3 separate regions of the Mus musculus genome follow, and regions 1 and 3 are each linked to region 2. Evidence: chromatin loops called from intact Hi-C (ENCODE). Cell type or tissue: heart. All regions are shown on one strand.

The links. Hi-C counts contacts between places; a loop is a spot of excess contacts. Peaks named below come from ENCODE experiments on the same cell type or tissue, not always from the same donor. Only the 100,000 strongest peaks of a DNase experiment are listed, where the experiment ranks them.
Region 1: a loop joins it to region 2, with 2.0 times the contacts of the local background. A loop is called at or near these places in 3 of 42 quality-filtered maps.
Region 3: a loop joins it to region 2, with 2.6 times the contacts of the local background. A loop is called at or near these places in 2 of 42 quality-filtered maps.

The regions. Positions count from the first base shown.
Region 1 is chr2:45,670,993-45,678,992 of GRCm38, forward strand. No RefSeq gene overlaps it. Among named protein-coding and RNA genes, the nearest start is that of 1700019E08Rik, 22 kb to the right of the region's middle. In heart, no CTCF peak of the experiment used is centred here; no DNase peak of the experiment used is centred here.
Region 2 is chr2:45,109,112-45,117,111 of GRCm38, forward strand. Zeb2 (zinc finger E-box binding homeobox 2) reads right to left here and starts at 4,168. Exons shown (of 10, transcript NM_015753.4): 1 at 3,712-4,168; 2 at 905-1,046. The coding sequence starts at 977. It overlaps Zeb2os (zinc finger E-box binding homeobox 2, opposite strand), which reads left to right and starts at 2,027. Exons shown (of 3, transcript NR_110572.1): 1 at 2,027-2,191; 2 at 3,732-3,882; 3 at 3,988-4,976. In heart, a CTCF peak has its summit at 4,017; DNase peaks (open chromatin) are centred at 1,040, 2,080, 4,160, 7,180 and 5 weaker places; H3K4me3 peaks cover 6,345 bases; H3K27ac peaks cover 6,271 bases.
Region 3 is chr2:45,681,987-45,689,986 of GRCm38, forward strand. No RefSeq gene overlaps it. Among named protein-coding and RNA genes, the nearest start is that of 1700019E08Rik, 11 kb to the right of the region's middle. In heart, no CTCF peak of the experiment used is centred here; no DNase peak of the experiment used is centred here.

The sequences.
Region 1 (8,000 bases), 560 kb after region 2:
ACCGCCTTGGCAGCAGCTTGAAGGATAAGAAGCTGCATGGATTTCACACTGAAAACAAATCTATTTTGTAGGGGGACCATGTATAAGCTGAGTGAACTAAATAGGTTACCAAGTGTTTTACCCACTTCTTCACCTATGAAATGGGAGCACTGCTTCATGATCTGCTGGTTTTGACATGGATTGTAAGGAAGGAGCTTAGGGACCAGTGCTGAGAATGACCAACTCGATGAATGTTCAAACATTCAAAGCAAAGATCTCTTCATCTGTATGAGTAGAGGCTCCTCTGCTAGGCAAAACAGAAGGGGCATGAAGGGAAATCTGTAACAAGATTCTCTAGAGAGTGAGAGAGCATTGAAGTAAAAACAGAAAATGTGTCATGTGAAGGATGGTGATGCCATTTCAGGAAGAGTACGTAGGTCCATTTTTTGGTATATCACATAGAATGTGGCCCCATAGCTGATTGTTTCCAGAAATATCAATGACAATAGTAGTCACGGAGTAAATGACACTTAATCCACATATAAATACACAAGAATATACTATATTGAATATACATTTCCTATTTTTAAAACTTAAGAAATTGACCCAGTAAAAGAAAAAAATATTTTCATGTTTAAAAATTACATTGTACTAAGCCAGACTTGGTCTATAATTAGTAGCTTAATCTTTGTGTTATACTAAAAGGAATTAAAAGCCTAGAAGAAGTTCTCGATGGCTTAACTTTTCTGAAAGATTGGCTGGTTTTGATTGGTATATTATGGAAATCTATTCAGGATGTGATATATCAATGAATTCCTAAGCAGATAGCACATTTAAATCATTGAACTAAAGTATTTAAAATATTATGGGTCTTTATTTTAAGAGACAATACCATTGTGATGGAAAGAATATTTCAGACGTCAATGATATCGTTAATGATACCATGGGACTTGGGGAACACCTAGATATTGGCATCTCTCCTAGTCATTATGAACAAATCTGTATTACATATAATTGTGATGATTTTTATGTCAGCTCATACAGTTAGTTTCAGACATGGAGTCTTTGCAGCTCACAGGAACCCTAATGGCAAACACAATTTGAAAATTAAACTTCATATCCAGTGATCTGTCCTCAGACTCTTTTATACTATCTCCATCTCTACCAGACGATTCTACAAACATTACCTGGTATATTTAATACTTCCTCAGTTGAGAGAATTATCCACCCTTTATTCCTTGTTGCTATATTTTGAGGAATGTTCTACTGTCTTATCTCTCATTAAGGCACTATGTACAATTTTCCAAGGAGCTCAGCTTTGCAAACAAGATGTAATGTCTCTATCTTAGAAACATGGAAATATAGCCACACCAACACAGAGCAAGTTGTGTTAGAAATTTGAGGATTTCTCCAAAATATATTTTAGCCCAAGATTGCTTCATTGATTAGTTCTATCTCAAAAAATAATAGAAATAATTCTTTTTGTACTTTCCCCAAACTTAGATTTGGAAAAGATACTTCCCAGCTCAGAGCCAACTATTATTCTGACAGCTAACGACAGAACAAGTATGGAAAGTTACGGAATAAATTTCTTACATAGATAGTAATTCCTTAGCAAAATTACTGCAAATTATATCTGAGATATTAAAAGAATTTTACATCATCACCAAGTGGGATTGATTAGAAGTAAGTAGGTTTACCATCTGAAATCAACAGAATGTCAATAAAGGACAAAGTGATGTGATTATCTTAATAGATACAGAAACAACATTTGACAAAATCCAACACCTTTCCATAGCAAAAGCAATCAATAAACTAGGAAATAAAGTGAATTTTATCAACTTGATAAAGAATAGCTACAAAACTCTCACTCATATGACTACAATATAAGGTCAATTATATATAATATAGTCAATTATAGGAAATATTTTACTAGTAAGGCCAATTAAGCAGGAAAAAGGGAGTAAGGAGTTCCTGACTTGGAAATAAATAAATATATATTTGCATATTTGTGATCTAATATACAGAAAAAAAATCTATGCATAATGTAGATTGCAGAAATAAGCCTTCATATTTACAATTGATTTACAATAAGAATGTCAGAGCAGTTTAATGGTAAAAGAATAGTGTCTTGAACCAATTGTGGCAAAACATGGAATCTGTCTTAGAGCACACATAAAAATTAAAATGATCCAGAGATCTAGTGTGATAAAGAAGACCTAGTATTACAAAAGTTCCAGAAAATAGAGATGTAAATCTTTATTACCATGAGTAGCAAGCTTCTCAAAAGCAGCAGTTGCAGCCTGGAGAGCAAAGGGTAAAGAGGCGGAGCTTCAGACATGTGAACATCTTTTAAGCTTCAAAGCATGAAGTAAGAAAAGTGAAAGTCAGTCAAGAGGATAGATGAAGTATGTAGATCATGTATTTGATGAGGGACTTAGGTTTACACTACAGAAAGAGATTGTCCACCTCCATAATAGAAGAAGTACATTGTCCCATACAAATTAACAGAAGCCATGGGATGCCACCTCCATAGAAGATACAGAATACACATACAAATACATGGGCTGGTTCATCACTACCTGTCAAGAAAATTAAATTCATACATAATATATTGTTTGATATTCACTAGGATTATGACTATAAAATGCAAATAGTATGTATGGGCAAGGAAGTAACCAAAGAAATCTAATACTGGCTACTTTTAGTCAGCATCTATGTTACGGCATGTGTGGCCCTTCTGGACCATGTTCAGAGTAAAAGTGAGCAGAGTAAAAGAAGATAGAAACAAAAGGTCACATATTAAATGCTTATGAAATAGGTCCCTCTGTAAAGAGAATAACTAAGTCTACTGCTTGTCAAAGGCAGGCATTTTAGGGGCCAATAACAACTTCTATAACTGTCTTTGGTTTTGCTTGCAAAACTATGAATATACTTAAAACTTTTGAAAGTCACTTCAGATATTTTGATAATTATAAGGCAAGTTGAGTTGCTATACTAAAAAATATTTGAGATCACAGAACTGTTCCCAGCTCTGGGAAGAAAATGAAGTGAGAGACAGAGGAAAAACTCAAATTAGAATCTTGAGAGCAATAGTAAATATTGAGTCTGCCTCTCTTGCTCTAACATTGTTCTCCGGGATTCCCAATGGACTCATTCTGAAATTAATGGAATCAAATGGAATGAACTGTTTTCCAGAGTTTGGAAACTGATTTTTTTTTTATCACTGAAGTCAAAATATTAGCATTTTTCTTTTCTGCTTCATTACAGTTTCCCACTCCTCCCCTATTCTGGCCCCAAAGTCAACCACCTGGTCATTCTCTGAAAAGGATAACTGTTGGGAGTTGCTTGTACACAGAGGTATAAACTTCCTATCTAATCTTGCTCTAAAAAGTAAAGGGTCTTTGTAAGGTTATGATCTGGGGGAATCTCAAAAGAATTGTGCAAGCTCGGTAGACAGACTCAGCCAAGTACCATATTACCCAGGAATGGAATTTAGGGCAACAGGGACAATTTAGTAAGAGAGATCTCCTAAGCCCCAGTAATAAAACTATGGCCAGGACAGTAAGTTAACTATAAAGTAAGAGCATTAAAGAGTCATCTCCCGAACCACAGTAGACTGATATTTGATGGACAGTGGAGGGAGTTGGTGATGACTTCAGAAGAAGTGAGGGGTAGTTCTAAGCATTACCTTCGGCGGTACAGAACGGAATGTGTTATTTCTAAGACATCATAATTAAAAAATGAAGTAAATTGTGGAGTCCCTGAGCAGGCAAGGAGAGGACAAAACAAAACCAGTAGTTAATCTTAAAATATATGAGACTAGAGGAAATTAAAGTAGGGCGAATATGAGGGACTCCAGTTTGTTTTGGAATAGAGACTCAGTTAATAATGAGGCAGTTGCCCAGACTGCAAAGAAATGTTTGAGGAGAGAAGAAGAAACATTTATAAAGATCAAGTTTATTGAGCTCCTTAAATATACTCATGGAGTCAATTTCAGAAGTTGTGATTATTAAAACTGCTCACTATATAGTTCTTGTCAGTTTTATCTTGCCGAATCCTGCCTATTTAAATGCACAGAGCTCAACTGCTGTGGGAGAATTGAAGAAACCACGCAACCTCACAAACTGTCTTGAAAAACACCCTTTATTAAACAAAAATCACTTTGCCTGTGTTCGCAGTGTTACTTTCATCTCAAAGGAGTACATGGGTGTACAGTGGGGCAAGCTTCTATGTTGCAGCTAGCAATCGTGTGATCCTTAGCTGCTGTAAGGATACATTGGCCCCTGAGCTTCTTTAAGGCTGTCTAGCAACTACAGGTAATATGTGTTATAGGACCAGAAAGTTCTGATTAAATTAGGATCGAAAGGTCTCGTCGTAATTCTTACGAACAAAGTAAAATGTTTGCTGTACAAACATGAGCTCAGATCTCCAGCGCTCATGTTAAAAAAAAAAAACAACCAAGTAGCAGCAAGGGTGAGAGCCTGTGCCTGAGATCTCAGGACTGTGGAGGCAGAGACATAAGGATCCCTGGGGCTTGCTGACCAGTGGGCTCCAAATTCAGTGAGAGATTGTGTCGCTACAAATAAAGCGGAGATCAATTAAAGAAGACTGGACTTTACATGCATGTGTGCACATGTGTACACGTCCTTGCCTACATCTGTACACATAAGTGCAAAAAGATACACACACACACACACACACACACACACTACCTAAAACAGTTGTTTTTTCTTCTGAGGGAAAAATTAAAAGCAGATGACTTTTAGATTTTAGTGTTAGAAAATAGTAGGAGATCAGAGAGATGGAGAGGGTGAGGCAGTGTTCCTGCACATGCGCTGGAAAGTGATAATTAAGAATTCAACCCTTAGCAGTGACATGCCCTTGTTTCCAGCAAATATTACTTGCATTCTAATACCAGACATGAAAAGATGGCTACCATGTTCAAGATCAGGATAAACCGAGCTCTGGTCAGCACAAGGGCCAACTATAAGCACTTTCTCTATTCTGGGCTTTCAAAGAACAGCAGCTCACCATCATCTCTGCCTGGCCTGCCAGAAGAAGGCCTGCCATTCCTTGCAGGGTTGTGTTAACCTAACTCAGCAGCAGATCCTGATTGGTCATGGGTGTAAGTGGGCTAAATGCTATCCATTTCTGATGATGTAAAAGCAAATTAGAGAACAGGGCAAGTTATTACACCAGAGAATGGGAGGCAATGGGGAATAATAAAAATCAGGCTACTCTAATTTCCTTTGAACAACTAAGTATACACAGGTCATTATTTCTTGTAATCTGCAGGCCTCCCAGCACAAGTCCCCATCTTGTGTTTAAAGCCTCTGAGATAAAACCAACCAACCAACCAACAAACCAAAGTGCAGTATGGGGAGAATGGAAGAGGGCTATCATATCATGCTACTTAAAGAATAAATAAGTACATGTGACAGGTGTCTGATTTCTTCCTAGGCTAAGGCGAAGCTAGATGATAGAGGAGGGAAGTTCTAGCATTTCCTGGACAACAATCCTGTTTCCAGTCACTGCTGCTTGTTCCCATACCTCCCCGAAGTGGCTGGAACACAGTTTAACTTTGCCTTGCCAAGGCTGGACCATAAAAGGAATGATGGTTTCTTCTTAAATGAGGCTTAGGTAATATTTAATGTTATTATTTCTCTGGAACCAGTCTTAACCTTTAATTTCAAGCCTGTGCTAAAATTGGTGTGTTTTCCTGGTATGTACACCATGCTTTTCTCTCTCTCTCTCTCTCTCTCTCTCTCTCTCTCTCTCTCTCTCTCTCTCTCTCTCTCTCTCTCTAAATGGGAATGGGCAACTCTCTTTTCTCATGTCAGCTTTCTACCTCACTGATTCACTGATGAAGTGTTCTGAGAAATCTAAAAGAAAGCACACAGTGCACTACTCTGTATTGGCTAGAGATGGACTGGCAAAGATGGTGCTTTAACATGTTTGGCTGGGTTAACCTTTCGTGTTTAAACCATACCGTGCGTTTTTAAAAAGAGATTGCTGTGGGGGTGTCTAATTGAGCTTCTGAAGGGGTAATCAGTGCCTCATGAGATTGAGCCCATTACATATGCTGAAGTGTGAAATATCCAGCAGCCTTCTTCACATTTTTATAAAATTAAGCAAGAGGCTTTCTGCAAACAGTTTTTTGCTTAAGGTATCTGTGTCTGAAGAGTGAACTAAATTCATCATTGTTCATCATCCATCAAAATGGGCTCGGTCTACGAATGCCATTATTTTAAAGAGTAGGATTTCTTCCCATAATCCTAAATTTTTGCAACACAAAAGAATGGAGCCCCTGTCCTGTTGTTTTGTCTATGGAATGGGGTCTTGTCCACAAACTCCTCCTTCTGGCTCCCTGAGACCTGGGCCATGCAGAGGAACTGAGGGAAACAAGCTTTTAGAGATTTTGCAGCAAAGCTCACCTGGTCATGGCAAGTCTGGAAGTTCATATTAATGACTGCGATTGAAATGAGATACAAGGGAGTTCGCAGTGTGTGTGCAAGAGCCCTCCCTCCGTGAGGCACAGGGAAAACGGAGAAGACGAGAGGAAAGGGGGTCCGCAGAAAGGCTAGAGCTAACCAGGTTTCCTTATTATCAGTTACTGAGACCAGTGGATTGTCCAGGCCCCATTTTACCTGTGCTCAGCGTGGCATGTGTACACTAGGTTACTGCTCCGACTGACAGTTTCTCTTTCATTTGAAAAGTTGTTCAAAAGTGAATGTAAAAATCACAGAATAAAATCTCACCCTGGTATTTCCTTTGCTAATTCTTAAAAGACTTTATCTGAATACTGTTGTAGAGGGAGTCCTACGTCCAGTGAAGCTTCTGTCATTGTCTCCCTGTCAAGTAAGTCTTAATACATTTGCTTGGCAGCATAAATACCATGACAGTGAATGAGAGAAATAATTCAATGTATACAGCTGGTACTAAATGTGGCTCATGAGCAGAGATGAGAGCACTGTTAGCGAGGAAGACTAAGAAGAAAAATAAAAACAGAACAAAACAAAACAAAAAACAACAAAACAAACAAAAAGAAGAAAAATCAAATTTTGTCTATACACAAGCTTGCTTCAGGTTTCCTGTGGTGCTTCCCAACCTGCTTTACCTCCAATAGTTGCTGTTTCCTTACAAACTTAAATCCTGCTGGTAAATTAGAGCAACTGAAACAGTTAGGAATTATTTTTCCTAACTCACTGAATATGTATAGTTTTATTACTAAGTAACTCAGCAGCACCATAATTTAGTTTTAATTTATTTAATATTAATGTATCCAAAAAGACATTTTCCAAGGATTTTCTCCTCCCATGTTGGGCAATAGAATAAATATTGGTAACGTTCTGTGAAAACATTCTCCTTTTTCAGAAACCTTTGGTATTCTCAAATCAAAAACTTGACACCTGCCCTTAAGAAAAGCCATTGTCAAAGCTTTTTATTAGACTATGGGGGGGGGCATAAAATAAAGTTAAGCAAGGGATAATACTTTTTTTTTTTAGAAAACAGTTTAATAGACCAGAATTCCCTCATCGTTGCCAGAAAGTATCTCTGAGAAAATAAACATACCCCCTCCAAAAGAAAAAAGTGAGAACAGGATTTTTTTTTCATTTAATTTTCTGCTTGTTTCAAAAAAAAAATAATAATAAATCCACCCCCACATAGGTCACTTGGATTTCATTTTGTCTACATCCTGGAGTGCACGTAGGGAGGCTCGAGAAAAAAAAATGCTTGGGATCTGAAAAGAGGAATGCACCAGGGCATGGGAACTGTGATGTAGTGTTGGACACCAGAGCCGACTTTAGCTTTTCTTAAAACAAGCAAACACCCCTGGGCCTCGGAAATCCCACTACATTTATGCGGCTTCAGCTACCTATCATTTTCCGGTTTGGCGGGAACAGCTTATGGGCTTGGGCAGTTTGTCCCTAGTTCGGCTTGCCTAGCACGGCTGCTGTGACCCTGCTCCTTCCTGTACACTGTTGTGATTCATCTCAGTAATTCAACAGTTCAGAGAT
Region 2 (8,000 bases):
TCTCTCTCTCTCTCTCTCTCTCTCTCTCTCTCTCTCTCACACACACACACACACACACACACACCACACTACACACTTTTACACAGCCCGTTTCCAAAATGGACCTAAACTCTCACATACACACCCCTTTAATCTGCCACCTCTGGTCTGCTTGTTCCCTCGCACCCCCATCTCTTTCCTCCTTCCTGACTCAGCCTGGATAACGGGCTCCTCCCGGCAGTGGAGGAGCAACTGCCGGGAAAAGTCTCTGTTCGCCCCGCTCTCTGGCCCGCAGCGGGCCCCGAGCCTGCTGCAGAGGAGCCGGGTCCCCAGTCCGCAGCTCCCGGCTCGTCCCTCTTGTCCCCCCACCCCCCGGTTCCCCGCGTCTGGCCAGGGCCCCGCTGCCCCGCGAACCGTTACTTGGCGCACAGAGAGGCGGCCCAGCGACTCCAGCAAGAAACTTTGAGGCTGGCGGAGAGGCAGCCTCGGGTCCCCTCCCTTGCCCTCGCCGCCCTCCTGCCACCCTCGCCCGCCCGCGCCCCGAGGTCCAGCGCGCCCGAGCGCCGGAGCCCCCGCCCTGCCCTAGCCGGCCGCTTCTGCCGCGGGGCCGGGGACCTGCGGGCCGGGGAACAGAGAGGGCGGAGGCAGCGGGGGTGCCGGGGCCGCAGAGTGGGGAGCAGGTCCGATCGGCAGCGCTCCGAGCCCCCCACCCCCACCCCCGGCGCCCGGCGCTCACTTGGCCCCGCACTTGCTCAACTCCCCCCCGGTCCAGCGGCCGCGCGTGGGGCTCCGGCGCTGGCCGCGGAGGGAGGCTCGCCCGCGAGCCCCAGGCGCCGCCACCGGCTTCCTTCTCCCTGTCCCCCCCTTCCCCCTGGTCTCGGGCCGCCGAGTGGCCCGGAAAAGTTTGGTTCGGGCCTCTTCTTACCGTTTTTCCTCCTGGGATTGGCTTGTTTGCGCCTCTTGCACCGGGGGCCATCCGCCATGATCGGCTGCTTCATTGATAAGAGCGGATCAGATGGCAGTTCGCATGGACTCGGCGCCCTGCTTCGGCAGCACGCAGGCTCGATCTAGCAACCAAACACAGCGACAATGTGGGCATCGTCCGCGCCCATTGAAACGCGCGCGGGCCGCCCAGGGGATCCGGGCCAGGGCCCGGGTGAGCACCCATCCGCGCCCCCAGCGCCAAAGCGAAACTTCGGCGGCCCCCTCCCCGCCCCCCACCCCCAGCCTTGGCCCCGAGGCGCTTTGTGTTGTTACTGTTTGGTGTGTTGCACTCGCGAGGGGATCAGAGACAAGAATTACATCTTCAAAATGAGTCATAACTCCTGACCGTATGAGGGAATGCACACGGCGGTACAGTAAGACTGCTTGACTCAAGGCTAGGCGGACCTCTTCCTCAGAAAAGTCCTCAGCCGGGCTCGGGAACTTGGAGAGGGGGTCTTTCGCTCTCATCTTTTCTCATCCCTCCTCCGACCCCCCCATTCCCAAGAGGGGAAAAAAGTAACAAACAACGCAAAACAGCCCTTGGATGAAGCACACTCGGGTAAATTGATAATAGTAATTACAGGAAGCCCACTCGCCCCGCGACCCCTCCCCTCCCCTTTGGAGTTTATCGAGGCACTGTCTCTTTCCCTACACCCTCCGCCCCCAAATTAAGATTTCCCATTTTACCCGGCAAAAGAAATATAATTATAAGCCTCTCTGGACATTGTTCCTCCCCCAACCTCACCACTTGGACAATATTTACTTAAGCCCCCCCCCCCCATACACACGTTTCCCCACACTGATTTCCTTAAATTCTTCCAGTAGATTGTTTTTTGTTTTTGTTTTTGTTTTCTTCCCCTCTCAAGAAAGGAAAGAGAAAGTCCGTGGCCACTATTTAAGTTGTTCTAAATGATCGTGTCCTTTTTGGCTTCGAAACTTTTGTACCTAAAAATCGAGGGAGGCGCTGCATTCTTTCAGCTCAAACTGTCAAAACTTGGAGAAGGGGAACCTCGGAGGCAGGCCGGAGAAGAGGAGAGCCCTGAAACTCCGCGGGGTGGGAAGACGCTGTGCCTCGAGGATTAGTTTAAACAGCGGGCTATAAAAGATGTAACAGATGCAAACTGTAACACAAGGGCCATTAACCCTTTCTCTGCCGCCCAGCACGCCCAGTCCCTACACCCTGCACCTATTGTCTCCGGTGCCACAAGCTTTGCGGAAAACCTGGAAAGTGAGTATCAGTTTCCGCACATTTGCTGAGCGGGGGTGAAGGGGGGCAGAGAGAAGGGGAAGTGGGTGTTGTAGGAAGCACTTTAAATTTACTTAGGCATACAGAGTAGGCTTTCCAGTTTGACACATTAAAAAAAAATACAAATATATCATTTTTTGATCTGTCCTACTAATTTGAAATTGTTGGGGGGGGGGGGTCCTGGAATAAAGAAATGGTCACACAAGCTTGTGGGATGAAACAGCTGTCTGTCTGTATTTCTGCTGAGACTTACAAACCACTGCATATAAAATATATATTTAATAAAATAAGTTGCTAGTTTTATGAGCCAGTGTGTGTGTGAGGGAAAGACATGGCATTTGTGCTGTAAACTTTATTTGTGAATGTTAGTCTTAACTCTGGAGTAAGCGATCTTGCCCTCATCATTACAGGGTTAGCATGTGAAACATGTAAGTAGGTGGGAGATAAACACGTTTATGTTAGCTGAGCTCAGCACTGTGCCTGTGACTCTTGAACTCCGACTTTTCAGTCCCAAAGTCTGGAATGGTGTGGTGTGGTGTGGTGTGGTGTGGTGTGGTGTGGTGTGGTGTGTGTGTGTGTGTGTGTGTGTGTGTGTGTGTGTGAGAGAGAGAGAGAGAGAGAGAGAGAGAGAGAGAGAGAGAGAGAGAGAGAGGAGTTCCATGAAAAATCGATGTGTATATTACTTGGTCATTTAAAATAAAATATCAAAAGTTACCCTAATTTTAACCCTATTATCCTGACAGCAGTTTTCTTCCCAGCTGTTGCGACCCCCCCTCTCCCATACACTTTGGTAAACGACTCAAGTTCCAAGAGAACTTTCACTTCTTTATTTATAATCACAGAAGTGAGGTGTTACTTCACACACACACACACACACACACACACACAAAGAATGAAATAAAGAAATGAAACTCGCTAGGCAGACAAAAACAGTCAAGTTTCTGCTTAGAAAACAGCCTTCTCCGGTGGGAAAGGTTAGACTAGTCTGCCAGATCTAAGAGAAGGACTTGCTCCCGAATTTGGTAGGTCTTTCTCGAATAAGTTTTATAATTATTAACAGGTATTTGCCAAGTTTTAATTGCTTGATATAATGAATTGAAAGTCGGTGTGAGAACAAAGCAGTAGAAACTCTCCACTTGATGAGTTTTTTACCCCAGCCATTCAGTTCTCAACAAAACTTTTCCTAGACTATGTAGCAAAAAACACCTTTGGTTACCTGAATGGACAGGTACAGGGCGAATTACTGGGGGAAGGGGAAAAAGGGAGAGGAAAGGAAAGAGAGAGTAAGGGAAGGCATGAGAAAGCAAAGAAGCCACTCTTGGGAAAAGAAAGCCTGCCACCAAAGAGCTAAAACCACCTGAAATTCCTGTCCAGAGACACCCGGCTCACTTCAGACTAACATTCCCACTCAAAATGAGAAAATTAGAGAGGGAGGGTGGGGGGCAAGAGCACCAAAAAAGGATAAAAAGAGGAGGAAAAGAAGGGGGGGGTGGGAAACCTACCTGTGAAGTCTTGTTTGTAGTTTTGGCCAGAAATGGTGAGAAGAAAAAGCATGAAGAAGCCGCGAAGTGTGGGGGAGAAAAAGGTGGAGGCGAAGAAACAGCTCCCGGAGCAAACTGAACAAAACCTCGCCAAGAGTGTCTGGAGGCAGGACCGTTATTCCTGCCGAGCAGGTTAGAACTGATCTCTTTTCGGCCACTCCAGGAAACACAAACCTGGGGACGGACTGACGTGTTACGCCTCTTCTAATGACATTTTTTTCTTTTTCTTTTCTGTAGGGGAGAGAAGAGAGACCCTGAAACACGCGCCACCTATCTTTGTGGGGAGGGATAATTGAAGCGCCCTGAGCGTGAGCATCATGTGAAAACGTGATCGCCAAGTTTCTCTCTGGGAAAGGATCTGGGATAGATTATACCTTGAAGTCTCCGCAAACGCTTTAGTGGAAGAAATGAAATTCCACCTCCCTCCCTTCCTCTCTCCCTCCCTCCCTTCTCCACGCCCCCCCCCCCCCCCCCCCCCCCCGTCAAGCAAGCCTTTGGCATCATTATCCTCATCACTAAATCCTGCAGAGTACTGGGCGGAAAACGGTGCACACCATTCACAGAACTGGAGAACTCCAAGGGGCGAAAGTTAAAGGGAAAGCTCTCGGGTCTTCCATGCAGATCTCTTGTCTTATACAGATATCTCTGGTGACTAGGTTTGAGGTGCACGTCAAGTTGTATGGATACCTCAAGCACCGTTTTTGGAACTAAATTCTTGCCCTTTCTCTTATTACATTTTTTTTTTTAAAGATGCCAGAGCTAGGGGAGGGAAATGCTACTTGTACACTGCATCTTAGGATCTCAGTGTGCAGTGTATGTGTGTATGTGTGTGTGTGTGTGGGGGGGAGATTTTCTGGATTGGATCCCTATATTAAAAGTTTGGCATTTTAATAAAGGGTCTCTAGGTTAACATAGAGCTGTACTATGCTGGCCAATCTCTGGACCCCTCTACACCTCATGCAGACCACATTACAAAGTGAGGGGACAGGGGCAGGAGGAAGAAGGAGAAAGGTCAGAGGAACTTAGGACGAAAGAAAGAAGAGGGTGACACTAAACTGTGTGGGGTCTAAGTTTTGAAGTGCATATTTTTGATATTGCAATTAAACTAAAATTAAAAAGAAAAGACTCCACCTTTGCTCTGAAGGGATTGGTTATGCAAATATGGAAGGGATTTCCTGGAGAATACAGCTTTCTACTGTATGGTTAATTAAATAATCACTCAAAAAGCTTCCAACGTGACGCTTCTGTCGTAATCCAATCAGGTTACATAGGTCCTAAACAAGAAAGATATTTTCCACATCTGGAAGTCAGCAATTTAGCAAGTACTGCACATTATTAACCAATTCAGAGCCCACTTCCCAGGGGATTTTTTTTTGAAGTTTAAGTGTTCTTAACCAATGCTCTGCTGTTTTGTTAATCAAAAAGCTGGTTTACACTGCACATAATTGGAACTAATATAGAAGTAAATAAAGACAGCCAAATTTGAGGATGCTCTGTATTTATAGGAAAAGGAAGAAACTGTTTTGCCTCAACAGTTAAGGCTTAATTTCTTAAAATACTAGGAGACCCCCCCCCATTATTTTAAATAGTGAAAGTATTTAAGAACCCGAGAGCACAGAGAGATGCCCAGTCTCACAGCCTATAGACTCCAGTATAAAGGAAAAGGTGGAGGTTTGAAGAGGGCCAAACAGCTGCCTCTTATCAGTTTTTCTGCTTTAATACTGTCAAATATGTCATAGTCCCCTGTTTTCAGTCTGAAGAGACCTGAAACAAATAATACCCTGATCCAACACTAGACTTTTACTCATATTAAGATAAACTGCTTTGAACTGTGCTTTGAATGTGTGCCTACAGCAAGACTTTGAATGCAAGAGTCACTGGCGATTGCACTCAAAGGAGGGGAAAGCCACCACAGGGGCTGCTGCCACAGCCACACTCCCAGAGCTACAGGGCTTTGTATTTTGCATGTTTATTTTTCAGTGGTGGTGGTGGGGGGAGGGTAATAGCCACCCAGCATGACCACAGCTAGATTTCATTCTAGGGTGCAAGAAAGCGGATTTTCACAGTTGGTTACACACTCTCCTCTTTCCTAATTTGAGCATTTACAATGAGAAGGATTGGATAAATTAATTTCTCCATTGCCCCTATCACAGATAGAGTACCTATAGATGATCTGTAGGTTGTTGGGATTTGCAGTCGAAAAATTATTAATAAAGAAAAGGATTTCAGCATGGGTCAAACACATCCGTGCTATATTTTACGTTTCTCATACTATCATGTAGCTGTACTAAATATATGTAAGACTTATCAAGTTTCCTCCCATAAGATTTATCACTACTGTTCATATCCTTTTTCCTTCCACCTCTTTCCTTAAAAAAAAAAAAAAAATCAGAGACCACCTTCTTCCAAAGTGTGCCGTTAAGCCTCCCTTGGAGGAATAGGGAGCCTGTTTTACGGAGTGACTATTGGCAAGCCCCTTCTGCAGGCACCCAGGTAGCTACTGGACGTCTTTTTAGTCCAGACACACCAGTGCAAAGGCACAATGAGACTATATGGCAAGTCGAACAAATAGCTACAAACCTCTGACCTTATCATGGATATAAAATATCTTCTTACTTCAGATCTGACAAAATAGACCATTAACTATTTCAATTAAAAACACCTAATTATCTGATTACCTTAGACTCATTCATCTCTCCAGTGCCAAAAGGCGGCCCCCAATAGTTAGCACTGAGTTTCGACTTTTCCCATATATTGGTATGGAAAAAAAAAAAACAGATCAAAACAAAACAAAACCAACTTCAATTTTCTAGGTTCACATGGAGGTGGACGTTTGGGTAGTGGTACAGGGAAGATCGCGAGGGCTGAGAGAGGGGCTAGGTTGCCCACTGCCCTTGCTTGGCACGCCCCTCCCCAAGCTTCTGAGCGAGAGAGTGTTCCCACCATCGCAGAAGCAGCGGAATCAGAGGAAGCTGGAATATAAATTTGTTCGGAACACTCCCTCAGTTCCAGGGCCAGGTCAGGGACAATGGGGACCGTGGGATCCACATAATACAGGAGCGCAGGACGAAAAGTCCAGAGGGGACCAGGGACAGCTCTGAGGCTCCTCACGCAGCAAAACAAGTCCAGCGAAGGAGGACTAGCTCCTTTTTTGGACTGTTTTCCCGTTAATAATCCACTTCGAGATTAGCGCAGGCGAAGGGGATTAAAACAACAGATACATGCAAATGTGAAATAATATTGACATCGACATTGGAGGGGAAATAATTCTTGAGGCTTTCCTTGGATAAAGTCAACTGCTCCTCTTAGGACTCCCCCCCCAAGCCCCCCACCCCCGGCAGGGTGAGGAGGACACCCTTTTGTTTTCCAATTCCCGGCAGCCAGACCCGGAGCCTGTCCCCCCATTCACCTCTCAGTCTGTCAATTTCCTTAACTTTCACAGCCGCTCCCCACCCCCACTCCTGCTGGCCCAGAGGCCCGAAGAGGTTCTTTTCTGCCCTTGAACACACAAGCCGAAGAAAGAATTCGAATTTGGCCACAGCTAATGATTTTTTTTTTTTTTTAAAGCAAATTGTGTTTATTTTGTACCATGTGGAGGGGAAAAAAAAAAAGGATTCTTTTCTGGTTTAGAAATGGAGCTGGTCTTTCATCTAAAGGAATTGTTTCAATCCTGTAGTGCTATGCAGGACGTGGCTAACCTAACTTCGTTTAGAGTTGCGAGCAAAGGCTGATGATACCCGGGACCCCTGGATTAGGTGTGTGAGGGCACGGCGGGGTCTAGGCAAAGCCAAACGGTTTTCTCACGTGCAAACTCGCAATCCAATCCATTCGGAGTTGAGCCTAGGATAGGAGGGGAAAGCCTATTTAAAAAAAAAAAATCGGGAGCATCTCAGAGAAGCCCTTTTCAAACAAAACTAAAACAGGACCGGAGAGCCCGCGACCGTCCCTCACCTCCCCGCTGCGAGGCCCGCGGGCTGTGGAATCTCGCACGTCACCTGGCCCCAGCGGGGCGGCCAGCTGAGGATTTTATTTTCCTATTTTATTTGAAGTAAAGGCTTCATCTCGGCTTTGGGGGTGTTTGCCAACGTCTCTACTGACAGGAACCAGCAAACTTCAGGACTCAAATGAGCATCTTAATTTATTGATGCAAAGCAGGTCTGCTCACAGATCCCCCATCCCCGGCGCTCTCCCCCCCACCCCCCCACCCCCGCGAACTTCGCTCCCTCTGTCGGTCCCGGAGCACGTGGGGG
Region 3 (8,000 bases), 570 kb after region 2:
GAAATTAAAGAAGATCTCAGAAGATGGAAAGATCTCCCATGCTCATGGATTGGCAGGACCAACATTGTAAAAATGGCTATCTTGCCAAAAGCAATCTACAGATTCAATGCAATCCCCATTAAAATTCCAACTCAATTCTTCAACGAATTAGAAGGAGCAATTTGCAAATTCATCTGGAATAACAAAAAACCGAGGATAGCAAAAACTCTTCTCAAGGATAAAAGAACCTCTGGTGGAATCACCATGCCTGACCTAAAGCTTTACTACAGAGCAATTGTGATAAAAACTGCATGGTACTGGTATAGAGACAGACAAGTGGACCAATGGAATAGAATTGAAGACCCAGAAATGAACCCACACACCTATGGTCACTTGATCTTCGACAAGGGAGCCAAAACCATCCAGTGGAAGAAAGACAGCATTTTCAACAATTGGTGCTGGCACAACTGGTTGTTATCATGTAGAAGAATGCGAATCGATCCATACTTATCTCCTTGTACTAAGGTCAAATCTAAGTGGATCAAGGAACTTCACATAAAACCAGAGACACTGAAACTTATAGAGGAGAAAGTGGGGAAAAGCCTTGAAGATATGGGCACAGGGGAAAAATTCCTGAACAGAACAGCAATGGCTTGTGCTGTAAGATCGAGAATTGACAAATGGGACCTAATGAAACTCCAAAGTTTCTGCAAGGCAAAAGACACTGTCTATAAGACAAAAAGACCACCAACAGACTGGGAAAGGATCTTTACCTATCCTAAATCAGATAGGGGACTAATATCCAACATATATAAAGAACTCAAGAAGGTGGACCTCAGAAAATCAAATAACCCCCTTAAAAAATGGGGCTCAGAACTGAACAAAGACTTCTCACCTGAGGAATACCGAATGGCAGAGAAGCACCTGAAAAAATGTTCAACATCCTTAATCATCAGGGAAATGCAAATCAAAACAACCCTGAGATTCCACCTCACACCAGTGAGAATGGCTAAGATCAAAAATTCAGGTGACAGCAGATGCTGGCGAGGATGTGGAGAAAGAGGAACACTCCTCCATTGTTGGTGGGATTGCAGGCTTGTACAACCACTCTGGAAATCAGTCTGGCGGTTCCTCAGAAAATTGGACATAGTACTACCGGAGGATCCAGCAATACCTCTCCTGGGCATATATCCAGAAGAAGCCCCAACTGGTAAGAAGGACACATGCTCCACTATGTTCATAGCAGCCTTATTTATAATAGCCAGAAACTGGAAAGAACCCAGATGCCCCTCAACAGAGGAATGGATACAGAAAATGTGGTACATCTACACAATGGAGTACTACTCAGCTATTAAAAAGAATGAATTTATGAAATTCCTAGCCAAATGGATGGACCTGGAGAGCATCATCCTGAGTGAGGTAACACAATCACAAAGGAACTCACACAATATGTACTCACTGATAAGTGGATACTAGCCCAAAACCTAGGATACCCACGATATAAGATACAATTTCCTAAACACATGAAACTCAAGAAAAATGAAGACTGAAGTGTGGACACTATGCCCCTCCTTAGAAGTGGGAACAAAACACCCATGGAAGGAGTTACAGAAACAAAGTATGGAGCTGAGATGAAAGGATGGACCATGTAGAGACTGCCATATCCAGGGATCCACCCCATAATCAGCTTCCAAATGCTGACACCATTGCATACACTAGCAAGATTTTACTGAAAGGACCCAGATGTAGCTGTCTCTTGTGAGACTATGCCGGGGCCTAGCAAACACAGAAGTGGATGCTCACAGTCAGCTAATGGATGGATCACAGGGCTCCCAATGGAGGAGCTAGAGAAAGTACCCAAGGAGCTAAAGGGATCTTCAACCCTATAGGGGGAACAACATTATGAACTAACCAGTACCCCTGAGCTCTTGACTCTAGCTGCATATGTATCAAAAGATGACCTAGTCGGCCATCACTGGAAAGAGAGGCCCATTGGACACGCAGACTTTGTGTGCCCCGGTACAGGGGAACGCCAGGGCCAAAGGGGGGGAGTGGGTGGGTAGGGGAGTGGGGGTGGGTGGGTAAGGGGGACTTTTGGTATAGCATTGGAAATGTAAATGAGCTAAATACCTAATTAAAAAAAAATATCTAATGAAAAAAAAAAAATAAATGTCTAAGCTCAAAGCATAATGCCCAACAAGAATTGAACAAAAAAAATCCAAATCTTAATATTTATACTTCTGTTAGGGCTTTATTTGTTCATTTGGTGGTTTTTGCTATTGTGTGTTGTTGTTGTTGTTCAGACAGGATCTCATTATATAGCCATAGCTGGCCTGAAAGTCATACAGAGACCAAGCTGTCCTTCCTGAACTCACGACATTCTGCCTCCTTCCTTGCTGGGATTAAAGAACCACAAAACCATGCCCACATGGAGTAATTCTTGTCTAGGTTAGGAGTGATTTCTTTAGCAGTTTTCTAAACACCCAACAAATGTCTATGCCTTTCAAAAAATGGACCAAGAGTAGCATTGAAAATATGCTCAAACAAAAGGGTAGGACATGCAGAGAGAGGATGTCACCATCTCATTGTAAACAAGACATGCTCAATGTAGTTGCTCTGAGAGAAGTTTGAGAGAAAAGACTAGAAGGCAGAAAGAACCTGCAGTCAGACACCGTGAAAGCATCAGAAAGGGTAGTGACACGAAGCCATAGGTACAGTGGGTAATAGAAAAGCCATCACTTACAAAGGGAGAATGAGAACCATGTGACAAGGAGATCACTATTCCAAGGAGATGTACTTTTGCTTTTCATTTCTTTAAAGAGGAAACTGGAGCTCCAACTGGTAAAGTTACATGACTCAGGCCAACATGATATAAACGGATCAGGATTCCAGGGCACAATATCTGGTCCCATCTAAACATATTCTGCATTTTTTTTTTCTGTATGCTCTGATTCTCTAGGGAAAGACAGAAACTCTAGATACTGTCCTGTGGTATACCAATGAGGCTCCTGCCACCAGATTTATGGATGCCTCAGTCCAGTTGCAAGGTTGTGCATGGGGTTTAGGTAGTTTTCTGATTTCTCCTGCTAATCTGTGAAATAATGGTCTGGACTCTTAGTGTTGTTTTATACCAACTATTGACTCTAATATGCTGTAGTTTGATTGAGTTAAATGGCAGTGAATATAACTAGAGAGGGTCAGGATCTAGAAGTAGACAAAAATATGTACGCTCGAGCAAGTGATGGTTACTGATATCATTAGAGGTTTATATAAAATTTATATCATATTAAGTAGATTCAAAAGCTATACAAGAATATTAGCAAAGATGAAAAATTTCAGGAAAGATATTTCAAAACATTTTGGAAAGCATCTGAAGGGACAAAGAAGGGAAGTCGGTAGGACAAAGGTTGAATCAGTTTCTCCCCCTTTGGGGAAACAGCTGTGGACTCTTGTTCCAGTCCTCGAAATGGAATTGTGTTCTGATTTCAGAATTATCGGGTCACATGGAGAACTTTCACTTCACTCTGTGGGTTCCAATAAGCATATCTTTTCCTGCCTAGGTAGTTTTATATTCCTTAAAACTTGCAGTAAGTAGCTTAAATATTAACAAGCCATCTTCTTACTTAATTCAGAAAGTACTGAGCTAAAGTAACACAAGTCACAGCATATCTTGGTTATACTTTAGACTTTAAAATTTTAGAACCCTCTAGAAATGCCTAAGTTATGTTTTTTTCTAACCACATCTCTCCTGATACCTTGGGAAGGGAGGTCTGAATGAAGAGAGTACACGTTATTTGCTGCATTTGCACTAAGTAATATGTTATTCACAAACTTTTCTGGAGACAATTGACCAGATTTTATCATTATGTGACAGATGTGAATAAAGAAAGAATAATAATCTTGCTGTTATAGTGAGGCTGGCTCACATTAATTAGTGGAAATGCAAGCCCAGAATACAGAGGCCCCTGTTTTAGTCCAGCTCTCTGTTGTGTGCCTACTTGATATTCTGCCTTGTATTTTAGGTAGTCCTGGGGTTCCTCTAATGGATACATGAAAAGTATGAGAGGAACTGAAATGGAAGACATTGTGGTAACTGAAAAGCATGGCTGTTAATGTAAGCTCCTTTAGTCATTACTTCAGTTGGAAGTTATTTTTCAAATATAAATGTTGGAAGGTTTTTGCCCAAAAGAAAGATAGCTCTCTGAACATAATTCATAAATTAGAGAGTCTATCTGTCTGTCTGTCTGTCTGTCTATCTATCTATCTATCTATCTATCTATCTATCTATCTATCTATCTATTTATCTACCTCTCTATTTATCTATCTCTCTCTCTATCTCCATATCATTATAATTTTATTTCTACCTGTCTCTGTTTTGTCACAGAGGAGTAGGGTACTGGCTGGTTTGTGTTGTCAACTTGACACAAGGTTGAGTTATCACAGAGAAAGGAGCTTCAGTTCAGGAAATGCCTCCATGAGATCCAGCTGGCATTTTTTCAATTAGTGATTAATGGGGAAGGTCCCCTTGTGGGTGGGACCATCCCTGGGCTGGTAGTCTTGGGTTCTATAAGAGAGCAGGCTGAGCAAGCCAGGGGAAGCAAGCCAGTAAGGAACATCCCTCCATGGCCTCTGCATCAGCTCCTGCTTCCTGACCTGCTTGAGTTTCAGTCATGACTTTCTTGGTGATGAACAGCAGTATGGAAGTGTAAGCTGAATAAACCCTTTCCTTCCCATCTTGTTTCTTGGTCATGATGTTTTGTCCAGGAATAGAAACCCTGACTAAGACAAGTAGCAAAAGTAATTTAAATATTTCTGTGTTTACTCTATAATTATTTTAATTTTATTATTGCCCACCTTTAGTAATTAGAGATATAACATTGATGAATTGTCATGAGAAAAACACACTCACAATTTAATCATCCCTCTCTACCTCGAGATCTTGAATCTTTTACATGGTTGGGGAGAATGAAGAGTATGCTTCTTCATTGAGTACTTGTGCTTAGTGATTCCCCACCATTCTGTATCATGCCCATCCAGGATTTGATAGAGTCTGTATTTATACCTGTTGATTGAGAACTTTAGGGTAAGGTTTAGCAATAGGTCCGTATGAACACTCCAGGTATCCCTGACTCCCAGTGTGGGTGGAGTGTAAAGCACTCTTTAACAGTAAGTCCATTCAAACTCACAAGCACTCACAACCACATATAGGCAAGCAACTGTGAGCAGCTTGTGGGAACAAAAGCACCAGCATGTTTCTTGTTCCTGATTCTCCACAGTGTTTAAGCAAGAACTAGGAAAGGAGAAAGTGGCATAAGTCACATAACTATTAAGCTTAAAATCTAGCTCAACCAGACAAAACAGAGAAAGAAGTTCAATTTAGAGCTTTCTCTGTTATATCTGAAATATTTCACAAGTAAAGATTGGTGCTTACTGAGCACAAATCAAGTGCAAGTACAAAATGAAACAAAAAGACCTTGCTGTAAGTTCCCAACTACTGGTATCAGTTTTGGTGAGAATTCCATGAGGTAGGATGAGAAGCAATGGCCCTTCTGACAGGTTGTTCAGATGTAAATGGATAGAAAACTCAGCTATAGACATTATTCACTGTTTTTAAGCCATAATATGATGTAAATCAAGAGATGATTTGGTAAGAAAAATATTGTACAAGTACACAATAGAGTATTATTCATCCATAAAGAAAAATATAATATGTGATTTGCATTGTAAATGGCTGTAACTTGAAAAATGTCTACTGAGTATGATAATTAAAGTACAGAAAGACAAGCATATTTTCTCTAATATGTGTATCCCAATTTTTCTTTCTCTGTGGTTTAGTGACCTAAAGCCCAGAATAATCAGTCTCTAACCAACCAGGAAAAACTTCTGGCTAGTTTTCCTAATGCCAGAAAGTGCTTTTAAGATTCCCAGGAGAGAAAATACCTCAGTGGTCTTAACCAATATATACCCTATATGCTTCAATACCAACTTAGCAGGGAAGACACACCCAGTGGTGCAATAATAGCAAGAATGCTATGGGCTAGCAAGCTGCTTTGTGATTAAATCTTGGGCCTGTTCTATAGAAGGGACTTTCATGCATTGTATTATAATCTAGTTCAAGAGCCCTCTGTTGGGAAAGTCACTGGCCTTAGAGTAGAACCTGTTATTGTAATTTGATTGTATAGGCAAGCTATCAATATACCTTCTAAATGTTTATGTTTATACCCAGAGATCTAGAATGTTCTTAACCTTGCTCAGAGAAGCTTTCTTTTGAAATGAGCAACCATCAATGGAGAGATGAATAACTTTTATAAATGCTGCGGAAAGACCAGGTGCTCACCCCTAAGTAAAACATGTTTTAAGCCCCTGACCACTGACATTCAGGGTACACTGAGAAAGAATGAGAAAAAAAAGCATAAGACTTAGAGTTTGGGGAAGAGTGCTATGAAGTGCTGACTTCAGATACAGGATGGCTGTCATATTTGTGAACTCAAGGCTGTGCTTACCTGCACAAGACCTACAGAAAATTAAGTCATCCCAAATCCTAGGAGAGATGGAGTAAATGATGTCTAGGTCCAATACGAGCCTTACTGAAGACAGCTACTAGGAGCTTGGGGAGAGAAAATCACTTTTAGAGGGTAGAATAACTGAAGTAGAGTTGAGAGGTCGATGTATGGGGGGAATATGAGGAGAATTACAGGGAGGTAGAAGGGAGTAAATGTGAATTTGCAAAACAAAGTTACACCTTCCCATCATGTAATTATGTGGGTTTTTTTTCCCTAGGGTTTTTTTTTTTTAATAGACATGCAGTTTTGAAACTCATGCAATAAAATTTAAAGCCAGCCAACAGGATTTCTACTATTTTTCGCAACAATACATTTTTCTCCTTGCTCAGTAATTGTGGCAAACACTCTTGAGACTAAAGTGAAAACATACTGTGGCCATTTAGAAAAAGAAATCCTAGATACCTCACCTCATTAGCACCCTGATTCTTTGCAATGAAGGTGGACATTAAGGTTGCAGCTTTTGGTGGTTGTGCATACTTTAATCTGATAGATCCCTACCAATTAACAATATCTACCTCATTTTCCCCTCTTCCAATAAAATCCACTTTGAGTTCTTCTCCAGATTCTGTCATGACCCAAGAAGGATCTAGGGATATCGTGGTCACCATGGCATGAAGAGAGGAATGTCCAAAGAGCAATTTAAACTTAACTTGGCTGCACACAATATCCCTTCTTTATGACTCATAAGCCATGTTTCTCTACAAAACAAAGCAAAATCAACAGTTTGTGGCTGCTTTGGGAAGGGAAAAGGTTAAGGAGAAAAGACTCCAAGGAGTTCATACAGGTTTAAAGGGATAGCTTAAAATAAATATACACAATCTTCTATCTTTTACTGTTTGAAAATTTCATGCCTATGTGTAATGGGTTTTAATCATATTTGCAAAACTTCTCCCAGGACATACTCTCCTTCTCCCTTCCATCTCCTTGTCCTCATTTTGTCATCCAATTACTAAGTTTGTTAAAATACTATTTCTAGCATGTCTATGGCAGCCCACTGAAGCATGGACATTCTACCACCAGCTATTCCTCTGGGGGTGGGGGTGGGGGGCAACCTCACTATTCCTTTTGGCAGTCATCCATTGCTAATAGATCTTCAGATCAAGGTGGTGCTTTGGGAGCCCCTCCCCCATTCATGATGGGTTTTTAAGCGGCCACTCGTGAGCTAAGATTCAGAGGATGCCAGATATCAGAGGCAGAAATGTCTCAAGCAATTAGAGAAGCTTAGGGTGAGATTTTAGATGATTTAGTATGTGTGTTCATGTGTATTATTTTCATTTGTATGTGCCACTAGAGCATAAATATCTAGGAAAAAAAACAATAGACAAAATTTTAGTTCCAATCATCCATTGTTGGTGGGATAGCAAGCTGGTACAACCACTCTGGAAATAAGTCTGGCAGTTCCTCAGCATATTGGACATAGTACTACCTGAGGATTCAGCTTTACCACTCCTGGATACA